2 separate regions of the Homo sapiens genome follow, and region 2 is linked to region 1. A link is a loop called in an ENCODE intact Hi-C map of the cell type or tissue named here. Cell type or tissue: heart right ventricle. All regions are shown on one strand. Each heading gives the region's core, and the rest is flanking DNA. Links, peaks and the distances in the headings are about the cores only. Region 1 has its middle 24 kb from the start of GHRHR. Region 2 holds the start of INMT (indolethylamine N-methyltransferase).

What was found. Peaks named below come from ENCODE experiments on the same cell type or tissue, not always from the same donor. Only the 100,000 strongest peaks of a DNase experiment are listed, where the experiment ranks them.
Region 2: a loop joins it to region 1, with 3 times the contacts of the local background. A loop is called at or near these places in 4 of 110 quality-filtered maps.

The regions. Positions count from the first base shown.
Region 1 is chr7:30,931,982-30,947,265 of GRCh38, reverse strand. No RefSeq gene overlaps it. Among named protein-coding and RNA genes, the nearest start is that of GHRHR, 24 kb to the left of the region's middle. RefSeq lists an enhancer at 8,215-8,364. In heart right ventricle, for the core only: CTCF peaks have their summits at 8,118 and 8,331 (motif pointing left); DNase peaks (open chromatin) are centred at 8,345 and 10,521; H3K4me3 peaks cover 417 bases.
Region 2 is chr7:30,741,820-30,757,103 of GRCh38, reverse strand. It overlaps INMT (indolethylamine N-methyltransferase), which reads right to left and starts at 4,969. Exons shown (of 3, transcript NM_006774.5): 1 at 4,800-4,969; 2 at 3,166-3,373; 3 at 1-1,682. The coding sequence starts at 4,953. The coding sequence ends at 1,253. INMT-MINDY4 (INMT-MINDY4 readthrough (NMD candidate)) reads right to left here and starts at 4,969. Exons shown (of 20, transcript NR_037598.1): 1 at 4,800-4,969; 2 at 3,166-3,370. LOC105375220 (a long non-coding RNA gene) reads right to left here. Exons shown (of 3, transcript XR_001745154.2): 2 at 15,237-15,284; 3 at 11,206-11,821. In heart right ventricle, for the core only: no CTCF peak of the experiment used is centred there; DNase peaks (open chromatin) are centred at 3,893, 5,023, 5,993 and 6,343; H3K4me3 peaks cover 4,023 bases; H3K27ac peaks cover 5,331 bases.

The DNA of each region.
Region 1 (15,284 bases), core at 3,439-11,438:
TGTACCTAATAACAAAACTTTAAAATGTATGAAGAAAGCACAGAAGGAATTTTTTTAAAAAAAGAAATAGACAAATCCAAAATTATAGTCTGAGGTTTCAGTACTCCTGGGTAATTAATAAAGCAAATATAAGACCATAGAAGCAATGACGCCCCAGTAGCAATGAGCATATCTAATGCCCAGATCTTGGTGCGTAATATCATTCTACAATAAAAGGAATCAGGAATCCTTTAAAAAATGACCAAATTTAACTCTGGGGCAGGAAATATACAGGATGAATCTGGAACTTCTTATAGTTACAGGAAGTAAGGAAGCACTCAAAAGTTCCACAATAATGGATTATATCAGAGGGACACAGGAGCCAACAGAAAGAGCTCCCAGTGGCCAAAGCTGAAACAATATGAGCAACAAAATTAATTAAATAATATTATATTATAACCCAGAGTATCAAATATATATCCATGAATCCAAACTTATATGAATAAACAATTAGATAAATAGATAAAAGGGAAGAATAGACTAATGGCCTATGCAGACTTCCAAATAATTTATGTAGCTACCCCAGCCTCAAAAAGTGGAGCATAACTCTCCATGCCTTAAGCATAGGCTTCCCTTACCAACTTCCTTCCAAAGAGCACAAATGGGAAGGAGGAAAAAACTTTACACTGGAGAAAATTTACAAACACTGTATCAGCCAACTGATTAAGGTTAATATTAACTACGATAAACTACACTGATAGTATATGCTCTTGATATGGTATGATAACAACTGCACTTTACCTCTGTGGTCTTTCTCCCACAAATCCAGTCTAAGTATGAGGAAAACATCAGACAAATCCCATTTGTCTTAGTCTGCTCAAGCTTTCAAAACAAAAATACCATAGGCTGGGGGGTTTTAACAATAAACATTTATTTCTCTGGAGGCTGGGAAGTCCAAGATCAAGGTGTCAGCAGATTCGGTGTCTGGTGGGTGCCCTCTTTTTGGTTCATAGACAGCCATCTTCTTGGTGGAAAGGACAAGTTAGCTCTCTGGGGTCTCTTTTATAAGGACATTAATCTTGTTCATGAGAGCTCCACTCTCATGGCCTAATCATCTCCCAAAGGCCCCACCCCCTAATATCATCACATTGAGGGTTAGGATTTCAGAAACATATGAATCTGGGGGGAATGACAAACATTCATCCCACCACATCATTAGAAGAGCATTGTACAAAATACTACCAATATTCCCTAAAACTGTCAAGGTCATCGATAACAAGGAAAATCTGAAAAACTGTCATAGCCCAAAGGAGACTGAGGAAATACGAAGAGTAAATATAATGTACTGCCCTAGATGGAATCCTGAAACAGAAAAAGGATATTACATTAAAAACTAAAGAAATCTGAATAAAGTATAGACTTCAGTTAATAATAATGTATCAACATTTGTTCATTAGTTGCAACAAAGGTATCACACTATTATAAGATGTTAAAAATAGGGGAAACTGGGTGTGAAGTAGATGGCAACTTTCTGTACTACCTTTGCAATTTTTCCGTAAATCTAAAACTATTCTAAAACTAAGAGTTCATTTTAAATATAACAGTTCATTTTAAAAAGTAAGAAAGGATATAGATAATTTGAACAACACAACCAATTTGAACAAATTGAGACATATAGAAAAACTTTCATAAATATTTTATCTAATAAAACTTTTATCTAGTATTTTGTACAAGAGAATACACATTCTTCTCAAGTACACACAGAATATTAACCATGATAGAGCATATTCTGGGCTACAAAACAAGTCTCAATCAATTGATAAGAATTGAAATCATACAAAGTATTTCTCTGACCATAATAGAATTACACCAGATATCACTAATAAAAAGGTGTCTAGAAAATCCCCAAATATCTGGAAGTTGAACTGTATACTCTAAATACTATATTGGTTGGAGAAGAAATCACAAGGGACATTAGTAGATATTTTGAACTGATTGATAAGAAAAATATAATGCATTAAAATCTATGGGGTGCAGCTAAAGCAGTGCTTAGAGGGAAATTTGTAGCACCAAATGCTTACATTTAAAAGGAAGAAATATCGAAACCAATGACCTAATGTCCCACCACAAAAATAACAGAAAAGGCCAACTTATGTACAAAATAAGCATAAGAAAGGATATAATAAAGATAGCATAAATCAATGAAATAGGAAAAAGAAAAACAACAAAGAAAGCAAATGAAACCAAGCCTGCTTTTTTAGAAAGATCATTGAAGTTAATAAATATCTGGAAAAACTCCTCAGGGGAAAAGAAAGACAGGTTACCAATTTCAGGAAGGAAAAAAATGTTATCACTATAAATCCTATGAATGTTGAAAGAATAATAAAGGAATATTATGAACAATTGTACGTCATTAATTCAACAACTTACATGAAATAGACTAATTATGTGAAAGACTTTAATAAAACTCAAGAAAAAAATTATAATCTGAATAGACATGCATAATTAAGAAATCTAATTTGTCTTTTAAAAAATCTTTCAAATAAGTAAACTTCAACATTAGAAGCTTTCACTGGTGAATTTTTGCAAACATTTAAAGAAGAAATAATATCCATTTTTTTTACAATCTCTCCCAGAAAAAACGAGGAAGGGGTGCTTTCCCTAGTCAGCCAATGAAGTCAGCATTGCTCTGATACTAAAACCAGGCATTCCAACAGAAGAAAATTGCAGACCAACATCTCTTAAAAACATACACAAAATAACCTTCAACAAAGTATTCGCAACTTGAATCCAGAAATACATACATATATATTTCTGGCTCAAAATTCAAGGTCCAATCAATATAATTCACTATATTAACAAACAAAAGAAGAAAAACCATATTATTATCTCTAGATACGTAGAAGAAAGCTTTTGACAAAATTTTACAACTGTTCATGACAAAAACTCTCAGTGAACTAGGAATAAAAAGAAACTTCCTTTACCTGACAAAGGAGCACCTGTAAAACACCTACAGCCATTATGTTAAATGATGAAAGAGTGATGCTTTCCTCCTAAAACAGGGAACAAAAGAAAAATGTCCTCTTTCACTACTCCTATTCAACATCAAGTTAGAAGCCAGGAAATAGAAATAAGAGGTATACAGATTTCAATGAAAAAATAAAACTGGCTGTTTTGGTTGAAACCCTAATTTATGTAGAAAATCCAAATAAATCTACAGAAAAACATCCTGGAACTAATAAGCAGATTTAGCAATGTTGCAAGATCCAAGTATACATACAAAATCAATTATATTTCCATGTATTTGCAATTAACAATCAGAAATCAAACTTTTAAAAGTGCTACATACAATAGCTTCATAAAATAAAATACTTATAGATAAATATAACAAAATATGCTGAAAACTATAAAACATAAGTGAAAGTAATAAAAACCTGAAAAAAATAGGGAGTTATATTGTGTTCATGGATTAAAAGATCCAATATTACTAAGATGCAAATTATCCTCAATTTGATCTATAGATTCAACATAATCCCAGTTAGCTGTTTTCATAGATATAATTGAGCTGATTCTAATATTTGAATGGATAAACAAAGAAACTAAAATAGATAACACAATTCTGGGAATTGTGGGAAAAAGTTAAGGACACACTATCCAATTTTAACACCTACTACATAGCTACAGGGATCATGAGAGTGTGGTATTGGCAAAAGGATAGGCACATAGATGAATGGAACAAAATAGAAAGCCCAGAAATAGACCCACACAAATACAGTTAACTGATTTTTAAATAAAGGTGCAAAGTCAATTTAGTGGAGAAAGTACAGTATTTTCCACACACGGTGCTGGAACAACTGAACATTTGTTTGGAAAAGCAAAAATGAACTTCAATCCATACCTCACAACTTTTACAGACTTAACTCAAAATGGATCATAGACCTAAATTTAAACATAAAATAATAAATGACCTAGAAGAAAATATGGAAAAAATCTGCATGTTCTTGGGCTTGGGAAAGACTTGTTAGATACAATACTAAAACCACAATCCATGTGAGAAAAAATCTTGATAAATTAGACTTTAACAAAATTCTACAAACTTTTGCTTTGCAAGGAGAAGAAAAAGACAAGCCACAGACTGAGAGAAAATATTTGCAAATTAAATGCCCAAAAAGGAACTTGTATGTAGAATACATAAAGAACATCAAAACTCAACATTAAGAAAGACAATGCAATTTTTTAAATCAACAAAAGAATTGAAGAGTCACTTCATAAAGAAAGATGCACAGATGGTAAGTAACATCTAAAAGATGCTCAACGTCATATTTCATTAGGGAAATGCAAATGCAAGCCACAAGCTACAAACCACAAACTATACACCTACTAGGATGGCTAAAATTTAAAAATGGACAAAACCAAGTGTTTGCCAAGATGCAAAGCAACTGGAACTCTCTGAGAACTCCAATGAGAATGTAAAATAGTACAACCAATTTACAAAACACTTTAGCAGTTTATTTTAAAGTTAAATATATACTTACTATCAATCCTTCTCCTGGGTATTTACCTAAGTGAATCAAACATTTATGCTTACCTTTACACAGATGTTTACAGTAGCTTTATTCATAATTATTAAAAACTGGAAATCACCTTTCTTTCAACAGATGAATGGTTAAACAGACTGTGGAACAGTGACACAATATAATATGACTCATCAATAAAGAGTAATAGACTATTGATTTATGCGACAATGTAAATGAATCTTAAATCCACTTTGGTAGGTGAAAGAAAGAAACCAAACCCCGAAGGCTACATACTATATTATTCAGTTTATGTGACACTCTAGGAAAGACAAAAACTGTAGAGACAGAAAGCAGATAAGTAATTGCCTAGGGTCGGGAGTGGGGGAAAGGTTTGACTACAAAAGTACAGCATGAGGGAATTGGGAGGGTTAACAAACCCTTCTATATATAAAGTGGTTTTGGATATAAGATTCCATGCATTTGCCAAAACCCATAGACCTGTACACCTCAAAGAGTGAATATTACTGTATGCAAATAGTTAAAAACAAAACAAAACAAAACAGGACGTCAGGGGTTCCCAAGGTGGAATGCAGACTGTGACAATGAAACTGACTGTATTGCAAACATATGACACAATCACCCTGGAGATGAAAAAGAAAGGATTGGATCTAAGCACTTCGCCTGGATGCCGTGAGATTAAAGATTAAAAGAATGGTCTATAAACACTGTACTCTATTTGTCAAGTTTGTTTTTCACAAAAGTATGAGGTAACAAGTCGAAAAATATTTTACTTGTACAGTAGAACAGGGCAAATAAGTAAATATACTGTAGATAATAAGATCCAAAGAAAGATTGTAGTTAATGAGAGCTAAAGTTACAAATAAGTAAAGGGAAAATGCCAGAATGAACACATTGTGCTGGATTGCAGTCACAAGTGTCAGTGTAAAGTTACGCCTTTCTTTAATAGATAGATGATGGATCAATAAATTGGTGGATTGATCGATTGATCAATTAATAGATAGACAATTTGCATACAAATGAATTAGTACACGTTCATATACTTCCTAGCTCTGTCTGATGAGAGAGCCACCTGCATAGAAGCTGGCACACAGATCTTGATATGTATTAATGATATTTACCATTCTCCAATTAAAAAAACTAAGATTGCTTGACGAAGTTGATTCCAGGTCTGAGACAAAAATAATTCAAGATAATCCTGGAGCATCTCATGGTTCCAGAAAGATGGAGAATGCTCAAAAAAAAAGGAAAGAAAAGAAGGCAGAGGAGGGAGGCTGGCAGCATGCCGAAGAACACAGGAGCAAACCTAGAGGAGCTCCCAACAGCCAAGGCTGGCCATCTGAGCAACCAAATAGGATTGGATTACAATCCAAGGAGTAAAATAAATAGCCATCAGTTCACACATAATAAATAAATGATGGAGAAGAGAAAACTCTTGCAGAAGGATTCCAGTTAATAAAGGTAGCTGGAATGAGAAGCATAGAAAATTGCCATTAGAACACCATAGTAATAATTGCTGCAGGCAAACTCACCAATGAATGCAAAAGATTTGTTTGTTTCTTTCATTTTGTTTGTTTTTGGTTTTTGTTTTGGGGACTGCATCTCACTCTGTTGCCCAGGCTGGAGTGCAGTGGCATGATCATAGCTCACTGCAGTTTCTAACTCCTGGGCTCAAGCCATCCTCCTGCCTCAGCCTCCTGAGTAGCTGGGACTACAAGCACATGCCACTATGCACTATGCTTGTCTAATTTTTTTTTTTTTTTTTTGAGATGAGGGCTTGCTTTGTTCCCGATGCTGGTCTTAAACCCCTGGCCTCAAGCAATCTTTCCACCTTGGCCTCCCGAAGTGCTGGCATTACAGGATTGAGGAAAGCAAAAGTTTAAGGAAAGAAAGGATAGTTGTTTGGTCTCAAAGTATCTCCCTCAAACTTTCAAACCAAATGCAAAGGGAAAAAATTTATAACTTTTTAGTGAAGAAACCCATCAGACACCAAGTGATGAAGGTTACCATTACCAGCGATGGTGTCCTATTCCTATCATGTGCCTCATGAAATGATGTAACCAGAAGGGCATTTGGTATTCTTCCCCCAAATCCACAACCTCAATGCAATAATGAGAAAACATCTGACAAATCCAAGTTGAGGGACACTGAACAAAATACTTGACTGTCACAGATAGAGGAAACCAAGAGGACATGGTCAAATCCTGGAACAGAAAAAGAACATTAGTGGAATCTGAATAAGGTCTGTGGTTTAGGTATAATATCATACTAATGTTAATTTCTTAGTTTTGATAATTGTACTGTGGTTATGTGAGACGTTGCCATGAATGGAACTTTTGTACTATCTTTGCAATTGTTCTGTAAGTCTAAAATTATTTCAAAATAAAAAGTTAAAGAGACATAGTTACATTAAGAAGATGAAAAGACAAAACACTGAAAGAGGAAAAATATTTCTAAAATATATGTCTTACAAAGGACTCACACCCAGACTATATACAATATTCCTACAACTTAATAATAAGGAGATAATTGATTTTAAATGAGTGGACAAGATTTGAATAGACACTTAACCAAAGAAGATGTGAATGGAAAATAAGCACATTTAAAGATATTCAACACCATAAGCCATTAGAGAAATATAAATTTCATCATAAGATCCTACTACACACCTACTAGAATGGCTTAAAGTAAAAACCTGACAACACAAGTCTTGGCAAGGATGTGGAGCAACTAAAACTCTCTTACGTTGCTGGTAGGAATGCAAAATGGTACAGCTTCTGTAGAAAACCATTCAGCAGATGAACATAAAGCTAAACATACACTTATACCACGCAACAATCCTTCCAAGTATTTCCCCAAGAAAAACAAAAGTATACGTTCACGCAAGGACTTGTACTAGAACGTTCATAGGAGCTTCATTCATAGTGGACAAAACCTGGGAACACCCCCAAATGTTCATCACTCATGAATGGATAAGTAAATTATGGTATGTGCATACAGTGGAATATTACTTAGTAATAAAAAGGAACAAAGTACTTACACACAACTATATAAATGAATCTCAAAAGCATTATAAAAGCTAAGTGAAAGACATCAGACTCAAAAACTCCATGCAGGACGATTCCATCTATATGAAATTCTATAAAAAGTAAAACTGTGGCAACTGAAGGCAGATGAGAGGTTGCCAGGGCGCAGAGGTGAGGTTGTGAATTGACTGGAAAGTGTTAAGAGAGAATATTTCAGGAATGTCAGAAATCTATACAGTGACCATGATGGTGGTTACACTATTGGACACATTTGTTAAAATTCATCAAATTGAACACATAAAATTGGTGATTTTTATAATACCTAAATTTATTCCTCAATAAAGCTGATTAACATTTATAGATTTTTAGCAGAAAAAAGCAAGTTGTAGAATGTATGTGCTTTTTGAATTTAAAAAACCCTATATTTGCATATATTTTAATGTCTAGAACTATAAAAATAGGGAAAAGAGGAAAGGGATGGGATGTAGGGGATGGTCAAATGGAACATGATCTTTAATTTCAGTATTTCAATTGTTAAGAAAAATTTATTTGTACCCTCACTACTTGCACAATTAAAATTATTTAAATTTAATATAGGGGGTAGCTGATGTTATGGTTTTTCCATGTAATCTTGGCGGATATGAGAGATATCAGCCGAGATTTTAAGCTGGCCTGTCTATCCCATTAGCAGATGGACTCCTTGACCGCGGGGACTGACAAGTTCTCAGAGAGCACGTCTGGTGGATGGTGAAACTCCCAGGGTTTAGTCCCACCTGTACTGGTGCCCCCTGGTGGTGATGACGCGCAACTGCCGCCTCTTCCCGACGGCGACAAGCAGCTCCCGGTCTCAGGATGGCGCCAGGCATGCGCAGGCTGAAGGGTGCCCAGACCTGGGGCCGGGGGCTTGGAGCTGGTGGATGGGCCTTGGGGATCAGCAGTTTCTGGATATTTGGCCCAAATCTCCCTTGCTGGGGGACCTGGAAGCGACTCCTTTGGCTGGGGTGTAGTCCCTCTCCTGCGCCCCACGCTGTCCTTCCTTCAGGCGCAGGCAGCAGTCCTGCAGAGACACAGGGGCCTGGGACTTCAGAACGGATCCCCGCAGACAGGAGCCGCCAGCCCCAGCCCTCACTTAGCTGTGGCTCTGCAGGGCTGCAGGGGCTTGGCGGCCTGGAGCCATCTGCCGCTCTCACGTGATCCCCTGAGAGACCCAGCTCTAAACAGGGCTGCAGTCAGGACTGCCAGGGCTAGGCTCTGGCCAGGGTCAGGTGCAGGACAAGGACCAGGGATGAGAGTCCTGGGGACACCCTTAATAATGACACTTAGATGCTTTAGGTTTTTAAGACTTTTAAGTCAAGAGCCAGGCACAGTGGCTCACGCCTGTAATCCCAGAGACTCAGGAAGCTGAGGTGGGAGGATCACTTGAGGCCAGGAGTTCGAGACCAGCCTGGGCAACACAGCGGACCTCGTCTCTAAAAAAAATTAATTAATTAAAAATAAAAGAAAAAAAGACTTTTAAGTCAACTTTGCAGTTCCAAAGTGAATTTGCTGCTGAACAGAAATGATGAAACTGAGGAAGGGAATCCCTTATCCCCCACTGGGGCAGAGGCACCATCCTTAAGGGCCTGCCTAGCCCCACTCCCCCACAGGCCGTGGCTCCTTCCTCAGATGCCTCTGTCTCCTTCTCCCAGCAGCAGACTCAACCCCTGCAGTCATTTAGGAATGTCCAAAAGTGTCCTATCCAGGGATCATGATGATTGTCACCCTATGGTCCACGTTTGTTAAAAATCACCAAAGTGTACACATAAACTTGCTGAATTTTGTTGTGTGTAAATTATTCCTCAATAAAGCTGATTAAAATATAAAGATTTTTAGTAGAAAAAGCAAGTGGCAGAATGTGGAGGATTTTTTCCATTAAAAAAAACTATATTTGTGTATATGAGAGTTTTTTAATGTCTGGAAGTTTCCACATCAAAATCATTAAAAATAGGGAAAAATGGGGGGAAAGCAGGCAAAAGAGGTAGCACCTGTTAGGGGGAGGGGTGAGGGCGAGGTGTGGGCAGGCAGGGGTGTGGAAGAAACACTGGCCTTCAGCCAGACAATGTGAGAACAATGTGACACTTTGTTTTCCTCCAACCGAAGACGGTGGTTTGATTTGTGCATGGATAACTCATTTCTTTATAAACTTTAAACTTCACTGCAGACTTTGCCCTGTTTCTCCTAGAGCAGGCTTTCTCTATCCAGCCCTGTGAGGGGAGTGGGGCTAGAGAGGTGAGATATATACACCTGTGAGATACACAGACCCACCTGTTCCTCGCATGTGCCCAGCATGGAGAATTGGCCTCATTTTGCAAAAGGAGAAAGTGAAGTACCCAGGGTCTCACAGGAAATTGTTCTCTGAGCTGGGACTTGGACTCAGGCCCCTAGGTTCCCAGCCTTGGGTGCTGTCTGCAGCCCAAGTTGCATGCTGTAACTCCCCTCGAAGCTTTGGTTCAAAATTTCAATGTGCCTATTTTGGTTTGAAGTGGTTATTACACACTAACTCAAGGCACAGAGGAAGCAGAGCCCCCAGAGCATGGTGGGAGCATCCTGGGGAAAGGTGCCTCCCAGGCCCCAGCTACACCCCACACATGCACTGTCCCACCTGGCCCCACTCCCCAGGCATTCCAGATGAGGCAAAGCACCACCTCCAGGCCAGGGAGGGACTGGGACACCACAGACATTCCAGAGAAAGGACCACTTCACCCACTCTCCTTACAGGTGGGGAGACTGAGGACAAGAGAGGGCAGGAGGCCCACCCAGGGTCACACAGCCAATTAGAAGCAAAGCAAGGACTCAGGCCCAGGTTGGTGCCCCTGGCCAGTCACTCCCTGCAGAGCAACATACAGATGGGAGAAGAGGCAGTGTCTAAAAATGTGGCCCCAGGTCTGGGTAGGGACAGAGCTAGACAGCTAGGGCTAGAGTGCTGAGGAAGGGGCCAGCTGGACTGCTGCAGGAGAGGAAGTTTGAGGGCCTGGAGGCTGGGGCAGACACAGTGGGCTTTGTGCTCTCCCTGTGGTCAGGAGTGGGAAACAGTGGCCGGGAAGAAATCAAGGGTGGTGAGTTCCCCAAAACAATGAACCACTGCCACAGGCACAGCATTGATGCATCTCCCAGAAACTGAAGATTGAGTGGACAGCCCAGAGGCTACCTACAGTATGCTCCCATTTTTATAAAGCTCAAAAATCAAGGAACAAATTATTGATTAGGTGTACAGGCATGAATACAAATGTTTTCTTTTTAAGCAAAGGAATGACAAACACAAAATTCAGGATAGTAGACACCTTTAGGGGATGCTAGGGGAGTGGGAGAGACGTACAAGCTAGATGCAAATTTTGGAAATGTTCCAGTTCCTGAATTGAGTGTTGGGATCATGAGTGTTTATTATGTTATTAAACATTATAATTTACATCTCCAATAATTCATACTTATTTAGCGCTTACTATGGGCCAGGCCCTTTAATAATCACTTTATGTATATTAGCTCATTTAATCTTCACACCAACCTCATGAAGTGGGTCATTTTCCAGATGAGGAAACTGAGGCACCAGTGATTTGTTGGAGTTCACACGCCTGATATCTGGCCCCAGATTCTGACCCAGGCAACCTGATTCCAGAGCCCTTGGTCTAAACCATTCTACTAAGTTCCATGTATTATTGTATAAGTAACAAACGTTTTATTATTTTAATCAAATAAAAAATTTAAAGTGTACTGGGAGAGGCAGGAAAGGAGGTAACCACCGTATCACAGGCAAGAGGGGCAGGGCCTGAGATGGAGAGAAAATCCCCCACCAACCCTCCCCTTCCCCAGGTTAAATTCCTCCCCTCCCTCACCCTCCCCTCCAACTGCCCAGCCTCTACCCTTTCTTCAAGGCTCCTCTCCCCGCAATAACCTCCCTCTTTTCTGACCCCTCTTCTCTGAGCACCGAGGGCTGATGATCCTGTGCTTTTGTTTACAAACCTGGGTGGCTTGGTGATGTGTACTGGTGTGGTCAAGATAAGCTGGACTCAGCATGGAAGACTTCATGGAGGAAGCAGCCCTGGTACCCTCTGGGAGGACCTGGAGGGCTAGACCAGAGCTCCGGCCCCTGGTGCCCCCTTCAGAGATGCTGAGCCTGGGGCTGGACACAGGGGATGCTAGAGTCAGCTCTGATCAGAGGAGGGGGCTGCCCCCAGGGTGATGGGGGGTGGTGAGTACCAGGAGCAGATGTACGTCTCCTGAGGCCTTCTCCTGGCCTCTCCCTGCAGCTCAACCGTCACCCTTCCCACCCAATCCATCCCTGCCCCACCCAGCTCCCTTATTTATAAACCATATGTCCCTGTGTCCCTGCCTGCCCCTACTGTTTGTCCAAAGCTTCAGCTGCTTCCCCTGATAACCCTAGGACAAGAGGTCCTGGAGAACTGGGAAGGGCCCAAGGGCAAGAGTAGTTCAGGGATGCTCCCCCGACCCCTGCTCAGGAACCTTCAATGGCTCCCCATAGACACTCCACGATCTGATGCACAGAACATGCTCAAAAATCAGTAGCTATCCCATGTAAAATTTTAATTTCAGTTTTTGCCCACAGGAGCTATTCCAGACTGCTTGGCCAAAGGCCTCAAAATCTACTGAGGAAATTCAGGTCCAGGGAGGGGAAGTGACTTGCTCTTGCTCACATAGCAAGGCCATCGGGCCCTCTCTACTCCACCGCCCTGCCTTTCTGCCCAACCATTATAGACAAAGGCAAAGAACTTAGTCCCAGACCTTTCCAGCTGTGTGACTTTGGGTGCTTGCCTAACCTCTCTGATTTAGAGTTTCTTCATCTATAAAATGCAAACATTGTCTGTTTTCTTCAATACCCAGCACCCAGAATGGTGCTTGACAAATAGTAAGAGCTTGATAAATATTTCTTGGATGAATGAATGAGTAATCCCTAACTCTCAGCTCATTTGTGAGTATCAAGCCAAGCAGTAAACATGAAATGCAGTTCCTGCGCGGTGCCAAATACACGGCAGGGACTTTGCAAACGGTGCTCCTTTTGCCCCCTCGCTGACCACGCTGAGGATTCTAGCCTCCCCTCTGACCCAAGTCAGGGACCCCTGATCTCCAAAGCCCAGACTCTATCCTGAAATCACAGGCACCCAGAGCTCTGAGTCTCATGAGTTTGCTCAGCTCCCCCAGGCCAGCCTCCTCCCCAGCAGCTCCTCTGGCCTCTGCTCCTACACCACAGGCCTTCCACTAGGCACCTGGGGAACCAGTGCCCCTGGCCTGGCCAGAATGCCCAGCCTACAAGGCCCGGGCCCCCTGAACACTGTTTTCTCCTCTTCTTTGTTCAGCGAATGTTTCTTTGCCCCTGGAACTGTCTCCTGGGACTCACAGTGGAAGAGAGGCCAGCAGGGATGGCGGTGCTCAGAGCAAGGACAGGTGAGCTGGCGATCGTGCCTGTGCTTAGGACCATTTGGGGGGCTGTAAAGGCCTTGGCAGGGATGGTGTAGGACTGTCCCCCATGGGCAGAGAAAAGCAGAAATGAGAAATGGTCACAGTAAAAGGCAATCAGAGGTGAGGGCCAACGCTAGCTCAGGGCAGCAGAAAGAGCTCCAGTCCCATCTCTGCGACTGAGGCCAGAGGTGACTTGGGGCAGGTCCCATCTCTCTGGCCTCAGTGTTCCCAGCTCTATGATGATGCAGGTGTCGGGGCTTTGGTTAAACCCCATCACCTCCAGCTCTCATCTGGCTTTCTCTTATCATGAACCCGAGTATCCCCACAGGCAGACACGGCGGTCCCAGGACAACCACGCCAACAGGAAGCTTCTGCCTCAGCCCCACCTGCTAAGGAGCCTAACTCCCTCCTCAATGCATTAAGCCCCAGAACCTGCCCTGCAGGGGTCCCCGAAGGATTAGCATCCAGCAGCAGAGGGTAGGGGCGGTGTGGGCACGTGGGCAGGGCTTTGAAGACGGTCTCCCTGGGAGTGCTAAGCTCTCAGCTTTGAAAATGGTTCCCCTGGGAGGACCCGGGAAAGGGGCCTCTCTGGCAGCTTCCCCACGAGTTGGGCTGAGGTGCCAGGGTGATGTTTCCACCCGGATAAGCCCCAGAGTGTATGGAATGAGAGCCAGGCCTGTGAGGGTCGCACGGGCTTCCTCCTCCCACAGGCGGGCAGGCAGGACTGGCTCTTGGCTCCTGCAGCAGGGCCAGAGAGAGGCCCCGCCACAGTGAGAGCACACAGCAGCCACCTCAGGCCTTCCTCTCAGGGCTGTGTTATGGGGGCCTCAGCACAAGGAGAGGCTGCCCAGGGTCACACAGCAAGGCAGCGGCAGGGGCAGCAGGTCCCCTCGGGTGAGTTCAGGCCTACCCCTTTTACAAGTGGACCGTCACAGTGGCCCCACCTAACGCTGGTCGCTGGGATGCCGGAGCCTCTGAGAAAGGTCCCCAGACCCCCGTCCCTCTGTGTGTCCCTGATAGTGAAGCTGAGCAAGCGTGGAGCCCGTGAGGTGTGATTTAGGGCAGAGCTGCAGGATATCAGCTGGGGTCTCAATAATAAGGCTCCAGGGCCAACACGTAGACTGCCGGGAGTGTCTTTCAGGACTCTCAAATTCAATCCCCATGTCTACATGGGGACACTGAGGCCGAGAAAGGAGAAGGGGCTCCTTCGAGGTGCCATGGTGAGTCAGTAGCAGAGGGGAGCCTGGAACTCTGGGCCCTGACTCCTAGCCCAGTGCTCACTCTACTTCCACTGGCTGCAGTGGCTCGGGAGCAAGGGAGTCTCGGTGTGCAGAGCCCATCCAGATGGGCTGGGATTGGCCTATTTTGGAAGCGTCTGGATGAGGCCGTAGCTCTGCCTGGGCTCACCCCCAGCCTGCACCACCTTTGCCCACAGCTCCAGGAGCTTGGCACGGACACCAGCCCCAGCTGGTTCCAGCACAATAGAAGGACAGTCAATGATTCATGGAGGCTTCGTTCCTGGGGACCTTCTCCCCCAGGAGAAGCTGCTGGCTCCTGTACAAGCTACCCCAGCAGGGCAGCACAGGGATTAATCAGTGATGGGCCTGGAGGGAGAGCGTGGGAGGGTCACAATCTCTTCCTCTCTCCTTCTCTTTCTCCCTGCTTCTCTCTGTCTCTCTGGCACACCCCATACCTGCCCCCTCTCCCCACTACCTCACCAGCACTATCACTGGGAACTCTAAACCTCACTTTCCTCCTTCTTCTCTCACACCTGCCCTCAGGAGAGGTTTTGATAGACTAAGCCACCCTGAGGCTTTATACAGGGCAATCTGAAAGCTAAGGGGCCCTCAGAGAAAACACCCAGGCCAGCATTTACAATGGGTGTTTTGTAGAAATCCAGTTGTCTGAAATGGTAATCCATGTCACTTCCGAAAGAAGGTTATGTGGACAAACAAGTTTGGTAAACGCTTGCTTAAATAAAATGAGTTCTTATTGAAGAACTTGTCAGAGCCTCTGCTCTGCTGACTCGAATGGTGAGGCTCCAAGAGGGTGATGTGGTTTCCAAACTTACCTCGCCACCCGTGAAAATCAGTCAATAGCTCCAAGAGCTGGGACCCTCACGGGGCGAGGACCACAGAGGGCAGGTGACTTCCCCAAGCCACTCCACTCAGGCCTTAGCCAGGAGCATGGGTGGCACCTATTGGTAAAGTCCCTCTGGCTGCTAAGGTGTTTCAAATCCAACTCTCCAGGATATTTCCCTCCAGAAAAATCTCCCCGAGGGCGGCCTGGGTAG
Region 2 (15,284 bases), core at 2,298-10,297, 190 kb after region 1:
GGGTCTGAAGTAGGGTTGCCAGATGAAATACAGGACACCCAGCTAAATTTGAATTTCAGGTGAACAACAAATCATTGTTTAGATTAAGCATGTTCCATGCAGTTCTGGGGACATACTTAACCTTATAGATTTATTTCATTTATCTAAAATTCAATGAACTGGGGCAGTCTGTATTTGCTAAATCTGCTGACCTTAGTCTAGAGGCAGTGGTATGTTCCAGCTGACTCCAATCAGCTCATGAGAGTCAACTGTAAAATATTTAGGAGATTTATGAGCTGGTTATTAAACCACTGGTGGCTTGAAATCAACCATGGTGGGAGTATTTACACCACAGAAATTGGTGACTACCACACATCAGTGCTTTTCCTTTACAGAGCTGGTTATAGAACATTCCCCCTGGCTGGGTGCGGTGGCTCACGCCTGTAATCCCAGCACTTTGGGAGGCCAAGGTGGGTGGATCACCAGGTCAGGAGATCGAGACCATCCTGGCTAACACGGTGAAACCCCATCTCTACTAAAAATACAAAAATTAGCCGGGCATGGTGGCGCGTGCCTGTAGTCCCAGCTACACGGGAGGCTGAGGCAGGAGAATGGCGTGAACCCGGGAGGCGGAGCTTGCAGTGAGTCGAGATCGCGCCACTGCACTCCAGCCTGGGCGACAGAGCGAAACTCCGTCTCAAATAAAAAAAAAAAAAAAAAAATTAGCTGGGTGTGGTGGCGAGCTCCTGTAGTCCCAGCTACTCGGGAGGCTGAGGCAGGAGAATGGCGTCAACCCAGGACGCAGAGCTTGCAGTGAGCCGAGATCGTGCCATTGCACTCTAGCCTGGGTGACAGAGCCAGACTCCGTCTCAAAAAAAAAAAAAAAATTCCCCAATATACCACTGTCCAGAGGTTTCCTTGTCCTTAACATATTAGGTAGACTCAGAGGTTTCCTTGTCCTTAACATATTAGGTAGACTCTAAAACCACGTCCCTGGGTGCTCCACAGTCACACAGGAGTCAGATCGCATCTAAGATAGCTGTAAGGCTTAGTATATTAGAAAATGGAAAATTCCACTCCTAGGATCCTAGAATGAGGAATGTTGGAAACTTAGAATTCTAAAACAAGGATGTTAGAATCTCAGAATTTCAGAAGATGGAATGTTAGTGTTGAAATCAGAGACTGTTAGACAGTATCCATTCCTCACCCCTCTCTAGCATACAGATGGCCAAGGCCTCACAGCCTGACCAGACCTCTGGCTGGCCCTCCTGGCTCAGGGCCCAGGCTTCTTGCGAGCCACAATGAAGCAGACCCCATTGTTGGCAGCATTGGTGACAGAGTAGCTCTGGGGACTGTGTAGGAGCTGTTCAATGTCAAAGCCAGCATCCAGGACAGCCTGCTCCACCTCCTCTTTCTCCAGGGCCACGCAGGAAAATTCACGCTTCCCCACCATGTAGGACGGGAGCCGAAGCGTGACAGTGGTCACCAGGTGGCCACCCGGCTTGAGCAGTGAGGCAAGGTTGCACAGGGCAGCGCGGTAGGCATCAAGGCTACAGCAGGCACACTCCATGGCCAGCAGGGTGAGCACACAGTCGGCGAGAGGCAACACAGCCGGGGCCAGCGGGTTGCCCAGGTGGACATCGCACTTGAGCACCCGCTTCACCGCTGCCCGCAGCTTCTCCTCCTTCTCCTCCCATCGGCCGCTGCAGAGAGAGAGAGGGAGTCGGGGAGGCCCTTTGAGGTTCTGAAGGGAACTCTCAGTCCACTGTGACCAGCAGATGGAGATGATCTCTGGATCCCCAAAGGATTGCTGTCCCTGAGTCCCTGTGTGACCTGACAGCAGGCTCTTCTTCAATCTGAGCCTCAGTTTCTCCCAAAGAAAAATGGTTAGGGAGAATGGCTAGAACAATTATAGGAAACTTTCTCTCTCTGATTCCATGTGAGCCCCCTTCCCTTAATCCCCAGGATGGACAAAGCCACCCCAAGCACAGAGAGGGCAGTTAACAAACATTATTGGATGGATGGATGAATGAATTAATGAATTTACTACAGATAATGTATGAATATAGCTATCTTAAAAATATAATTTTGAGTGATGAAAAGCAAATCGCAAATGACACAGAGCAAATTACTCTGCTATAAAGCTCAAAGGCGACTAAAACTAAATTATAGATTGTTTAGATATACATAAGTATGCAAGAAAAAAATTTTTTGAAAAAGGGAATGATAAGCATAAAATCCATATTAGTGATTACCCGAGGTTGGGAAAGGCAGAGGCAAGGAGTCACAGAGAAGCACAGGTAAGTCTTTATTATATTCGAGTACTCAGGTTGGGTGGTGAGTTCACGTCATTATACATTATATAGTCAGTCACACAGGTACAGACAATAGAGGGAAGAAGGAAAGATGGATGGATGGGTGGGTGGGTGGATGAATGTGGATGGACATGGATGGATGGATGGATGGATGGATGGATGGATGGATGGATAGATGGATATGGATGGATGGGTGGATGGATTGATGGATGTATAGATGGATATGGATGGATGGGTGGATGGATGGATAGATGGATGGCTGGGCGGATGTATGTGGATGGATGGATGGATATGAATGGGTGGATGGATGGATGGATGGATGGATATGGATGGATGAATGGATGGGTGGGTGGATGGATGAATATTGATGGATGGATGAATGGACGGATGGATAGATGGATGGATAGGTGAACGGCTAGTTGGCTGGCTGGATGGATGGATGGATATGGATGGGTGGGTGGATGCATGAATATGGATGGATGGATGGATGGATGGATGAATGGATGAACCGGTGGGTGGACGGATGGATGGATATGCACGGATAGTTAGATACATAGAAGATAGAGAGGTAGATATATAGATGAGGGTAAGGAAGGAAGAGAAGAAGGAAGAGATGAAAATCATCTGGTTTTCAGTGTTCATACTTGACTATATCACACCTCAACATAGTCCTGTGATCAGAGTCTTGCCCCTAAAACTGCTGTAATCCTGAAACTTGGGATTCCATCTACTCTATCCCCACCACAGGACATCTGGTCCTATACCTGAAGGTCCTACTGTCCTGAAAATGTCAGAGACAACAAAGAGGCCAGGGAGACTTCTGAGAAAGAAGGTTGACTGGGAACCCCCTCCCCAACCTCTGCACCCCTACCTGTTTCCTTCCAGCTCACAGGCGAATTTCACCGCTGGGGTCCAGTCATAGGCCCCCGGCTCCTTCTTCAGCCACTTTTCCAGCTCCTCCCGGTTGCGGTCGGTAAAGTCGGAGAGAGTGATGTCTTGGAAGGAATCACAGGCAGCAAGAACTTGGTAGATGGTAGGACCTGAGCCAATGTCAATCAGCGTGTCCCCTTGGAGGCCTCCTGTGGGAGGGAAAGACTGGTAATGGATGGGTAAAAGAAACGAGACCCAAGGCAGACACAGGGATGAGGACACACACCCTGGTCTTACCCAAGGGGCAAACGTGCTTGGTGGTTATCACGGATTGGCAGCTCCCTGTAAGCCAAGCCTCATGCCAAATATTTTATATGTGTTAATTTCCATTTACACCTCAAAACTACCCTGTGTAGTGACTGCTATCACTATTTTCATTTTGCAGATTAGAAAACTGAGTCTGTAAAAGGTTAAACAATTAGCCCAATACCTTTCAGTCAAGAACATAAGCCAAGAGTATAATATTTCTGGGACAGAGAACAGAGGCCCAAGCCCTGCTCTGGGGAAGATTCGGGCTGGAGAGTTCAGAGAGGACATGCTGGGGTCAGTGGCCCTTTAAGTTTCAGGCTGACTGGGAGCTGGAAGCCTCCCCTGGAAGTCCAGCCCTTCCTGGATGGGTTTCTTGTTCCTTGGAGGAGGGAGGGGTGAAAGCATACAGGAATAGGAAGCCGGGGCTAAGGAGATGATCTGGGAAGATGGCCCCAGGAGTGAATCCAGGGTCACCTGGAAGCTGGAATGAAGCATGACTTCCAACATTCTGTCTGGAGCCCTGGCGTGGGGCCATCACTTGGCCTTCCAAGCTTGGTCACACCCAGTCCGGCTGTTCTCTGATTTCTGCCTCCCACACCGGCCTGCTCCTCCAGGCTCAGCAGCCTTTTAACCCCCTCTTATCCCACAGACCACCAGGAGACTCACCCTTACTGTTCCCCAGTCAAGTGCCTAAAGTGAGGACACGGCTGCTTGAGTTTAGAAGACACAATCAAATCATGGGGTCACCATGGGGAGGGCAGTGATCATCGGGAGACAGGCAGAAGTCACCATCCATCGTGCAGATGGCTCAGTTGAGGTCCTTGGGGTCTGAGCCCCTTGCTCAGGGTTGAGACCCCACCTAGCAATCCTTGTCCCAGGGCAGGGCTTTTCCAGGTCCTCATCACAGACACATCTAGGCTGCACACTCCGGGCACAGGCGATCCCGTCCCACTGCAACCCTGCTGTTTGCCCTTGGCCTTCTGGGGGCCCCAGAGGCCTGGCTGTGCAAGGTCAGGACTGAACTTGATGATGACCTGGAGAGCCTTTTCTGCTCCACCCCAAAGACCTAGGGGCTAATGGAGAGCAGTGTGGGAACTGCACGGGGCTGTGCTCTTCAGCTGGCACAGAGCTCCTGAGCCATGGGGAGACAGACTCAACCTCCAGCATAACAGCTGCCCAAAGAGAGGGGGCAGGGCCCCAGAAGCTCCCCCAGCCCATCCCCAAAAACCCCTAGAGGAGACCAGACTGCCCCCAGGACACCGTCTCCCCATCCCCATCCAGGTTCCTTGGAGAGAGGCTCAAGGGGAAGGGCCACCCTCTGCTCACCAGGGCCGAAGGTCTTGTGGAGACATTCCAAGTTAAACTTCAGCATCTCGGCCTCGGGTGAGGGGCTGCCATCGAAGCTGTAGTAAGTAGCCAAGTAGTCCCTGGGCAGGAAGTGCTTCTGGTACTCATCACCCCCAGTGAAGCCACCCTTCATGGTGTCCCTGAAATGTGCCCCCTCCTTGCTATCAGGTCTTATGAGGGCTCCAAGCTCTCCAGGCTCCACCCCCAGCATTCCAGCCTCATCCCATGGCTCCTCCCAAGTATGCCTTTCCTTGAGCTTCTCCTTCTAGGGGGATGCAGAAGGCAGTGCATGTCTCACCACCTCCCAGCCACACTGACACACCTGAGGTTTCCCCAACCCCAGAGCTATGACAGCTGGGGCTGCAGCCGCCCTGGCCCTGCTGCCTCTAGGGACCAACCCATGTCCGTCAAAGGCAATTGATGGTGCCCAGCCCTGGGTGCAACTCTCAGCCCTGGCAGCCACATGCTGCTCTGTGGCCTCCAAGTAGGTGTCAGACCTATGTTTCCCCACCTGCGTGCCCACTTCACTGACTGTAAGGACCAAAGTCACTCCTCTAAGTCACAGGTGTTGTGACCTGAGTGCACAGTGAGATCCCCATCTTGTCGCCTGGTGGTCACTGGGGCCCAGTGGCTCTCTCTAGGCCAGGCAGTGGGTGCAGCTTCATGCATCCCCCATCCCTGCTGGAGAACACAGTTCAGACCCCAGGAGGCAGAGCAGAATGGCTGACTTGGCATCACTGTGCAGGTCACTGGGAGAAGAGCAGAAATTGTCGTCAATCTCCATGAATGAGAACAAGGGCGCCCGGTCATAAAGCATAAACTGTCAGAGGGGTCCTGGCTTCCTGGCCACTGACTCACCTGGCTACTCCGGGTAAGACACTCCTGGCCTCAGTCTTCTCTTTGAAATGGGACTGGGTTGTAAAATCTCCCACAGACAGAAAAAAGCTCAGTCTCTGTTTTTGGCACTAGGAAATGGCTCTGACTTGGCCACAAACCGGACAGAAATGAATCCGCTACACTGGAGGTTCAGGCCTCTTGCCCTGAAAGTGGGAAGGACAGGAATGCCTTGTTCTGGCTTTAAGTAAACAAACAATTCTGAATCCACAGGGCCCAACAGATGGGTGATGCCACAGACGCAGGAACACCCAGCGGTCGTCAGGGCCTGGCTTCCAAGGGGCGGGTGCCTGGGCAGCCTCCAGGGAGGCCTGCGGCTGTCGTGCTGGCCTGCAAAAGGCATACAGAGCAGGCAGGAAACTGCAGGGCTCGCATTACATGATTGGAGGAGTGTGCAATAAAGGCACGGTGCTAACTAAGTTGTGGGCAGGGTGGAAGGAAGACATATGGTACCTCTATTAGTCAGGGTTCTTCAGAGAAAGAGAACCCAGCTTGTGTACACTGAGAGAATCAGATCTATTTTAAGTAATTGGCTTGTATAATTGTGGAGGCCAGTAAGTCCAAACTCTGAAGGGTGGGACCAGGAAAAGCCAATGTTGCAGTCCAAGTCCAAAGACCAGCTGCTGCCAGAATTCCCTCTTGCTCGGGGAAGGCCAGTCTTTTGTTCTACTTGGGCCATCAGCTGATTGGATGAGTCCCGCCCACATTATGGAGGGCGATCTTCTTTACTCAAAGTTTAAATGTGAATTTCATCCAAAAACACCCTTACACAAACAGCCAGGATCATGACTGACCACCTATTTGGGCACCATGACCTAGCCAAGTTGACTCATAGAAAGCACCATCACAGAACCTGAGGGCTAGCAGCATGGAGGAGCCATCATCCCAGTGAGACTGAGACAGAGCTGTGCAGAGAGGGCCTCCTGCAGCAGCCAATAGCAAAAGAGCTGATATGATTTGGCTGTGTCTTCACCCAAATCTTATCTTGAATTGTAGCTCCCACAATTCCCACATGTTGTGGGAGGGACCCGGTGGGAAGTAATTGAACCATTGGGGCAGGTCTTTCCCATGCTGTTCTCATGATACTGAATAAGTCTCTTGAAATCTGATCATTTTATAAGGGGGACTTTCCCTGCACAAGCTCTCTTTTTGCCTGCTGACATCCATGTAAGACATGACTTGCTCCTCCTTGCCTTCAGCCATGATTGTGAGGTCTCCCCAGCCATGTGGAACAGTGAGTCCATGAAACCTTTTTCCTGCATAAATTACCCAGTTTTGGTTATGTCCTTATTAGCAGTATGAAAACGGACTAATAGAGTAGCTAAAGAATAAATACCCAGACCTCCTTCTCCTACCTTCCTCCAATATCCTGCCAAATTTAGAGGGAAGGGAGTGGTGACTACAGTCCACATGTCAGCTTCCTGGCACTTGCAGTAGCCTGGAGAGGATGGAAAGCAGAATGGAGAGGCACATGGAAGACGCCCAGCATTAACACTTAAGGAGTTGAACCGTGGACATGCATGTACTATCCAGGGATTACCCAGAGCCCCTGCAGCAGGACGTGAGCATCTAGGGGGTCTGTACAGGGCGGGAAGAGACCATCCTTCCCAGAACTACACATCATGCTGCAACTGGATGTCCTTGGATGGATAGAGGATGCCCCTCCTAACGCAAGGCCTCCAGTGCCTCCTGCTGCCAGAGGAATGAATCCAAACTCCCCTTTGGCATTCAGAGTCTCTACCCTCTGGCTTCCACCTGCTTCTCCACCACTCAGGCCTTCTCCATCCCTACATGCCTCGTGACTCTGGCCTAACCAAGGGTCCTAACAGCACTATGGCAATCTTCTCAAAGTGAAGCCTCTTACGGATATATTCTAAGAATGAGTTTCTCAACCTCAGTACTATTTGCTCTTCAGGCCAGGTAATTCCTTGTTGGGTGGGGGTGCGGAACTGTGTCATAGGATTTTTAGCAGCATCTCTGGCATCTACCCCCTAGATGCCAGTACACTCCGAAGTTACAACAACCAAAAATGTCCCCAGACATTGTCAAATGTCCCCTGGGAGGCAAAATTGTCCCCGGTTGAGAACCACTATCCTTAGGTTTGCCTTCATCAATGTGACAACTTTGTTCATGACAGGGCTAAGCTTCAGGCCCTTTTAAGAATGTGCACCTCATCTTAGGCACCTTTCTATACAGTGATATTTTTTTAAAATAGAGCAAGGAAATTTCCATTCAAGAGGACTTCTGTTGCAATAGTAAGCAAAGGGGCAAATTTCAAACTGCCTATCAAGAAACTAAGACCACTTGAAAAGTCAGACAGATAAGAAAAGGATCAAGCTCCTTTTCAAGATTAGGGAAACTACCATCTCAGCATTCCACGCTCCCTGATACCTTGCTACTTCTCTTCCTGCCTGGCTCTGTGGGGTGAAGAAATGAGTCCAAAGAGGGAACTTGCCAGTGTAAATGAGATTGTTTTCTCTGGTGAGTTGCAAGCAGCTACTCAGACCCTCGTCTCACACAAAACACCAAAATAAAGGCTAAAATGTCTTTCCAAAAATCAACCACAGAAGCTATCATGGTCAAATTGTTATCAAACTTCTGGGTAAGAGAGGATTTTCTAAACCTAGATTGAAGAAAGCCTGAAGAGAAAAAAAAAAACCACATTTATTATTTTACATTATATTACATTATCTCATATTTTGTTAGAGAAAAATTAAAAATTTTTCCTAAAAAATTAAAAAGAAAAAGCACTATTTTCCTTTTGGAAAAAAATTTGGTGATTATTTGCCTAAATTATTTATACTAAAAGTTTTTAGAACTCTGACCCAGGAATCCTACGTATGGGAATCCAAAATACAGAAAAATACAGAATGCAGAAATACAGAAAAATAATCCAAATACAGAAAAAGCAAATGTACAGGGGTATTAATTACAACATTATTTACAGCAAGGAAAACCTGCAAGTCTCTTACCTGCCAAGCACTGGAGAGCAATTAAGTCAACCTTACTTGAACAGCCCCCAAAACTGACATTCCTGAGCCTTCCTGGTGACATGGAGAAGTGAGTTTGGCCCAGGGCTAGGAGAACAAAGCGATCCAGATAGGTACACACAGTGAGGAGATCACAGCCCTGCAAAGACTTTTCAGATGCAAGAGTGCAGCGGCAGAGGCCAATTCTGACATGAGAAATGCTGGGACAAATATAAGACCCTCAATGTCACCAATCATTTTAACCCACCTAGAATTCACGTTAATTGGATTTCAATATGAATTTTTTTTTTGAGACAGGATCTTACTTGGTTTCCCAAGCTGGGGTGCAGTGGTGGGATCATAGCTCACTGCAGCCTTGAACTCCTGGGTACAAGCAATCCTCCTACCTCAGCCTTCTGAGTAGCTGGGACTGTAGGCACACGCCATCCCATTCAGCTAATTTTTAATTTTTTTTGCAGAAGCAGGATCTCGCTATGTTGCCCAGGCTTGAAATTCATTTTTAATAAACTGGGTAGACATCTAATTTTATTTTCTTCCAATCAGATAGGTAGTTATGCCATCACCATTTATTATGTAATTGACACTTTTCTCACTGAACTGAAATTCCACAGAGTATGAGCTCTGTTAATTTTAGAAAAGAGGAAAATTTACATTTAACACAATAAAATGATAAGAATTATGATTTAAAAATGGATTAAAATCTACACTCTGTTGAAATGTTTTCTTGTGAACTCAAAACCTGAAGAAATAAAAAATAAGGCCAGTCGTGGTGGCTCACCTAGCAATTTGGGATCTCAAGGTGGGAGGATCACTTGAGTCCAGGAGTTCAAGACCAGCCTGGGCAACATAGGGAGACCCCACCTTTACAAAAAATAAAAAAAAATTAGCCAGGTGTGGTGGTGCATGCTTGTAGTCGCAGCTACTTGGGAGGCTGAGGTGGGAGGATCACTTGAGCCTAGGAGGTCGAGGCTGCAGTGAGCTGTTGTCGTGCCATTGTACTCCAGCCTGAGTGACAGAGTGAGATCCTGCCTCAAAAAAAAAAAAAAATTGACCATCTTTGATTCTGGGTGGTGGGATGGGGCCTTAGTGCTCAAAGTGTGGTGGCCTCAGTAGTGTCTTGGAGCTTATTAGACATGCAGAACCTCAGAACTAGAGCCTGCATTATAACCCAGTCCCCAGGTGACTCCCAGGCATGCTAACATTTAAGCAGTTCTATGAAGATATGAAGACAGGAGGGCAATGTGAGGATGAGGCTTGGAGTTCGTCTTTATTTTGGCTTTGGGCATAGAGCCTTGAATTGGAATCTGAATTCCATCCTTTGCTGGGTAAGGCACGTCACCTTCAGCTTCCTCATCTCTAAGGGGGCGCATCAGCATGTACTTTGCAGATTGTTGTGAAGATGACAAGGTGATGCCCAGCACACAGTAGGTACTCTGTGAGTGCTAGGGACCTTCCAAGGTGTCTCCCTTCATCTGCTCTTACAGCATCTGCAGAGGGGCAGCTCATCACCAGCTGAGGCCCCAGACTTGCCCATTTGCAAAAGACATGACAGTCTGCTGCCTGAAATCACTATAAGGTGAATTTTGGAAAGAGCTTTGGCAACACTCTTTTTTTTTTTTTTTTTTTTTTGAGACGGAGTCTCGCTCTGTCGCCCAGGCTGGAGTGCAGTGGCGCAATCTCGGCTCACTGCAAGCTCCGCCTCCCGGGTTCACACCATTCTCCTGCCTCAGCCTCCCAAGTAGCTGGGACTACAGGCGCCCGCCACTACGCCCGGCTAATTTTTTGTATTTTTAGTAGAGACGGGGTTTCACCGTTTTAGCCAGGATGGTCTCGATCTCCTGACCTCGTGATCCGCCCGCCTCGGCCTCCCAAAGTGCTGGGATTACAGGCGTGAGCCACCGCGCCTGGCCGGCAACACTCTTTTAATAAAACTTTTTATTTCAAGATAATTCTAGATTCGTATGCAGCTGTAAGAAATAATACAGAGAGATCCAGTGCACCCCCTACCCAGGTTCCCCCAGTGGTAACATCTAGTATAACATCAGAATAATAGTACACTATCACAACCAGGATATTGACATTGATACAATCTACTGATCTTATTCAGGTTTCTTGAGTTTTACTTGTACTCATTTGTGTGTCTGTGGGCATGCATGTGTGCACATGCACGCGTGTGGGTGGGTGGGTTTGTGTGTGGTGTGTAGTAAATTCTTTGCAATTTTATCACATGTTCTGTTCATGAATGGCAACACTTTATAAATGGTTTGTCCAAACATATGGACCCTGGCTAAGTTTACTTCTGCACTAGTCAAAAAAAGAGATTAATTAAGCAAGTAAATAAAGTAAACAGAATTAAAGGCAGCAGAGAATAGTGAATCAAGTTAAGGACAAGCTGCTTATTTATTTATTTATTTATTCTTTTTTAGAGAGACGTGTGGTCTTGCTGTGTTGCCCAGGCTGGTCTCCTGGTCTCAAACTCCTGGGCTCAAGCAGTTCTCCCACCTCAGCCTCCAAAAGTGCTGGGATTGCAGGCATGAGCCACCATGCCCAGCCAGGACAAGCCTGTTTTCAAGAGCAAGCTCACTGACCTTCATCAGTGAAATCTTAGCCATCTTTAGATCCTGTTTCCTCCCCCAAGGGGCCTTTCCACTCTGATTCTTGTTTTCCCACCAAACTCCAAGAGTGAAACATCCTTGAAATATTGCAGACCCTTGATCTCTCTTTGCCTCTGTCTTTGTCTCCGTTTGTCTCTTTGCCTGTCTGTCTCTCTCATTCTGTGTCTGTGTCCCTCTGTGTAAGTCTCTCCCTCCCTGCCTCCAGCAGCCCCTACACTCAAAACACCATGTCGAAGCAGGAACCCGTGAGACCTGGCCCTGGTGATCCTGTTGCGTTCTTATGATTTTGGTAATGTATCAAGCAGATAAACTCCAGCCAGAAAAGCTCACACTGTGTCTCTGGCTTCATCTGTGAGGAATCTGAGCACCTCCCTGAGAGGCAGGCGCTGGTTCCAGGAGGCTGTGAAACTCCTGGTGGGAAAGGCTGGAAGGGCAGGGGTGTACCTACCATGACTGAAGAGTGGGAAGGCACCGAGGGGTCCTCAGCCAGTTGGAGGGCAACCTGTATACAGGAGGAAAAGACTGTGAGAAAGAGCTCCACCCCCGGGACTACTTACTGACCTACTACGCCTTCGACTCAGCACTGTGACCAAAAATGAAATCCTGAAATCTAACCTGGAAACCCTCTTTCAAAGCTTCTCTTCAGGTGAATGGCTGGTCTCCACTTTGGGGGCAGTACAGGGTTACAGCTGACAGCAAGACCTGCAGGTTGGAGGCAAGCGGCCCCATCCTCTGGCCACTGCTCACCAAAGATGCTGCAAAGTCAGCCCAGTCAAGCTCTATGAACCCATGAGGGCCTCTGCCAGGTGGCAGCTCAATGGGGTCTGAGCACGGGCCGTGGAGGCCAAGGAGCTGGGCATGAGTCTCTGCCAGTGGGCCTCAGTTTCTTCACCTATAAAATGGGAGAAGCTTGGGGCTCACAGGCTCATGCTGAGGGAAAATTAGAGAACAGACATAATGAACACACTGCCGGCTGTCTCTCTGTCTCTGCCAGCCTCCCCTGCAGACAGTCCATAAAGCCAGGCTTTGTAGCCTTTCTGGGCTCTTGAATCCCTCTGAAAATCTGATGAAAGTTCTGATACACACACACACACAAACACACACAAATTTTCTACACAAAACTGACAGAGTTCATGGATATCCAAAGGCAAACCACATAGCTTAGTTTACAAATCCCTGCCCTCGGGTATCAGAATGGGGTGAGCCAGTAGAGACTATCACCAAGTCCTTCAGTGCACACAAGGGGAGACTGAGGCTCAGGTAAGAGAGCAGGGAGAGAGGAGGCCAGCCCAGGTAAGGTCAAACAGCCAGTCAGTAGTAATAGCAAGAACTACAGCTCAGATGATTTAGGGCCGCCATGCACAGTTGGGCAGGGTGTGCACTGCAAACTGTAGGAGTTGCCAGAGCGAGGTGGGGCACTGTGGGTGGTGGGATGGTGGGAAAGGGCCTCTCCGAGGAGCACTCCAAGTGGTGTCCCAGCGAAGGAAGGGAGAAAAGGCATAAAGACCCGAGGAAAGGGAGTGTCAGGCAGCATGAGCAGCAAGGGCAAAGGCCCAGTGGTGGCGGGGAGCCGCCCGTGTGTCGAGGACAGTGAAAAGGGTGCTGTGCGAGGGGTGGAGTGAGGAGGAGAGTTAGGTGTCAGGGAGGCGGAGACCACATCCTGTGGGGCCTTGAGGGCCACGGTAAGGAGGGAGGATGGTGCCGTGGATCTCCCAGGCACTGGAGAAGAGAATGGCATGATAGCCTCTACATTTCTTAAAGAACTGTTCATCATGCTAGGCCTTGGGAGGCGAGGGCAGCATTGGGCAGAGCAGCAGCAGGTGCTGGCATCCTCCAGGGAAGAGCCAACAGCAGGAGGCCTGCAGGGGCTGGAGGTGGCTGGAGTTTGGAATCACTCTGCAGGCGGAGCCAACAGGATTTGCTGATGGTTTGGATGTAAGAGAGAGAGAAGAGTCAAGGGCAACTCCAAGGTTTTTGGCCACAGCCACAAGAAGGATGGAGTTGCCAGTATTAGGAGGGAAATGACAAGGAAGGAGCAGGTATGGCAGCAGATGTTGACTTCTCAGCCTGGGCAATGTGTTGGAGTCACCTGCCTGACACTGAAGTGGAGATACCCACGGAGGAGCCCCTGGTTGTGCATGTCTGGGCCTCCCAGAGACTCCAGGGCTGGAGCCTGACCTGGGAGTCATCCGTGGACGGCTGAGGCCATCAAGTGGCTAAGTGTGGATGGGGAGGAGATGCTGTGTTCTAAGGCTAGGGAGTGGAGGAGGGTGTTCAGGGAGACAGAAAAAGGGAGAACCACGAGGGTGAAGTGCCTCAAGAAGCCAAGTAAAGAGTGTGTTTCAAGAAGCAGGGAGTTCCGGCATGGCTGAACCTAAAGATGTTACGCTAAGTGAAATGAACCAAACAGGGAAGGACAAATACTGTAGGCTCCCCATACATGAAACGTCTAGAATAGGCAAATCCAGAAACAGAAAGTAGATTGGAGGTTACCAGGGGCTGCCAGGAGGGAGAATGGGGAATGGGGAGTTACTGTTTAATGAGTACAGGGTTTACATATGGAATGATGCAAAAATGTTGGAAAGACAGTTGGTGACGGGCGCACAACTGTGTGAGCGCAATTAATGTCACGGAACCATACACTTTGATCAAAATGGCCAATTTTGTAATATAGTTTACTACTTAATGAAATTAATAATGTAATATACCAAAAACTATTCAATTGTTTAAAAGAAAGAGGCGCAGGAGGAGGGGAAGGGGAGTTATCGAATCCACTGTCACCTACAGCTGTGTAGACGTGAGCAAGTCTATGCCTCAGTTTCTTCATCTGTATAATGAGGAAAATAATAATCTCGCTCAAAGAGTTGCTGAACAGGATAAGTCACAGGCTTTGCCCAGAGGGTGGTGGTGAGGGCTGAGGGGCTGCTATCACAATCATTATGTCATCTCTGTGACCCTCCTCCATAGAAGCAGGTGGCATGAGAAGGAGAACCAGCTTTGCTGGACAGTCACGTGGTTGCTGAAGTGCGATATGACCAAGCTGCATCCACTGGGGTCAATCCAGGTGTCCCCTGAAGAGTGCCTGTCCTGATGTGGACATGTACTGGGCAGCCCTGCAGAGGCTGGCCAGCCTGCTGAAAGCAGATGGGAACCTGGTCACCATGGCTGCCCTGCACTCCCACTATATGGTAGGCTCCAAGAAGTTCTTTGGGCTCCACCCAGAGAAGGAGACGGTGGAGAAGGCCATGCAGGAGGCTGGCTGCCAGGTGCAGAGGTGTGCCCCATCAGCTGCTCTGAGACATGCTCCATCAACGACGGCATCTGCTTTGTGGCTGCCTGCAAGGGCCCCAGTGTCTGAGGCCAGCCTGGCAGAAGAGGGCCTGACCGAGAGGGGAAGTCATGACCAGAGCATCTACAGTCTTGCCCCACAGCTCCCCCTAAAAGCAGGTCAGGTCTCAGCCCTACCTCTTCATTCCTGTTACCTGGTCCCAAGGTCACAAGTGAAAAGCAAGGGTTCCCCCAGCACCCCGCCTAGGGGTCTGTCCCTTACACTACCCCATACCAAAGATCATGAACAAAAAGTGACTTAGCTGGATACTATCTTTGTTTGGATTCCCATAGAAGCAGACTCTAAGACAAGGATTTCAGTGCTGATAGTTGATTTGGAGGGAGATCCCAGGAAACATCAATTAGGACGTGGGAAGGAAAGCAGAGCAGGCAGCCAAACAGGGTGTCATCAAACCCTTACCGCTGTGGGCAATTGGAACGCCGTTGTGCTGGGGGCTCTGGGGCCAGCGTAGAGCACATGGCTCGGAGTTATCCCACCCCGGGAGCTGCAACACTTGCCCACCGACTCCTGTCATCATGACAGAGGGCTGCTCCTGAGGGGCGTTAATTCCCCAGCATGTCCAACTCACCTGTATTTGGACAGTGCAGCCCAAGAGAGAAGCCTCGAGTGAAGACTC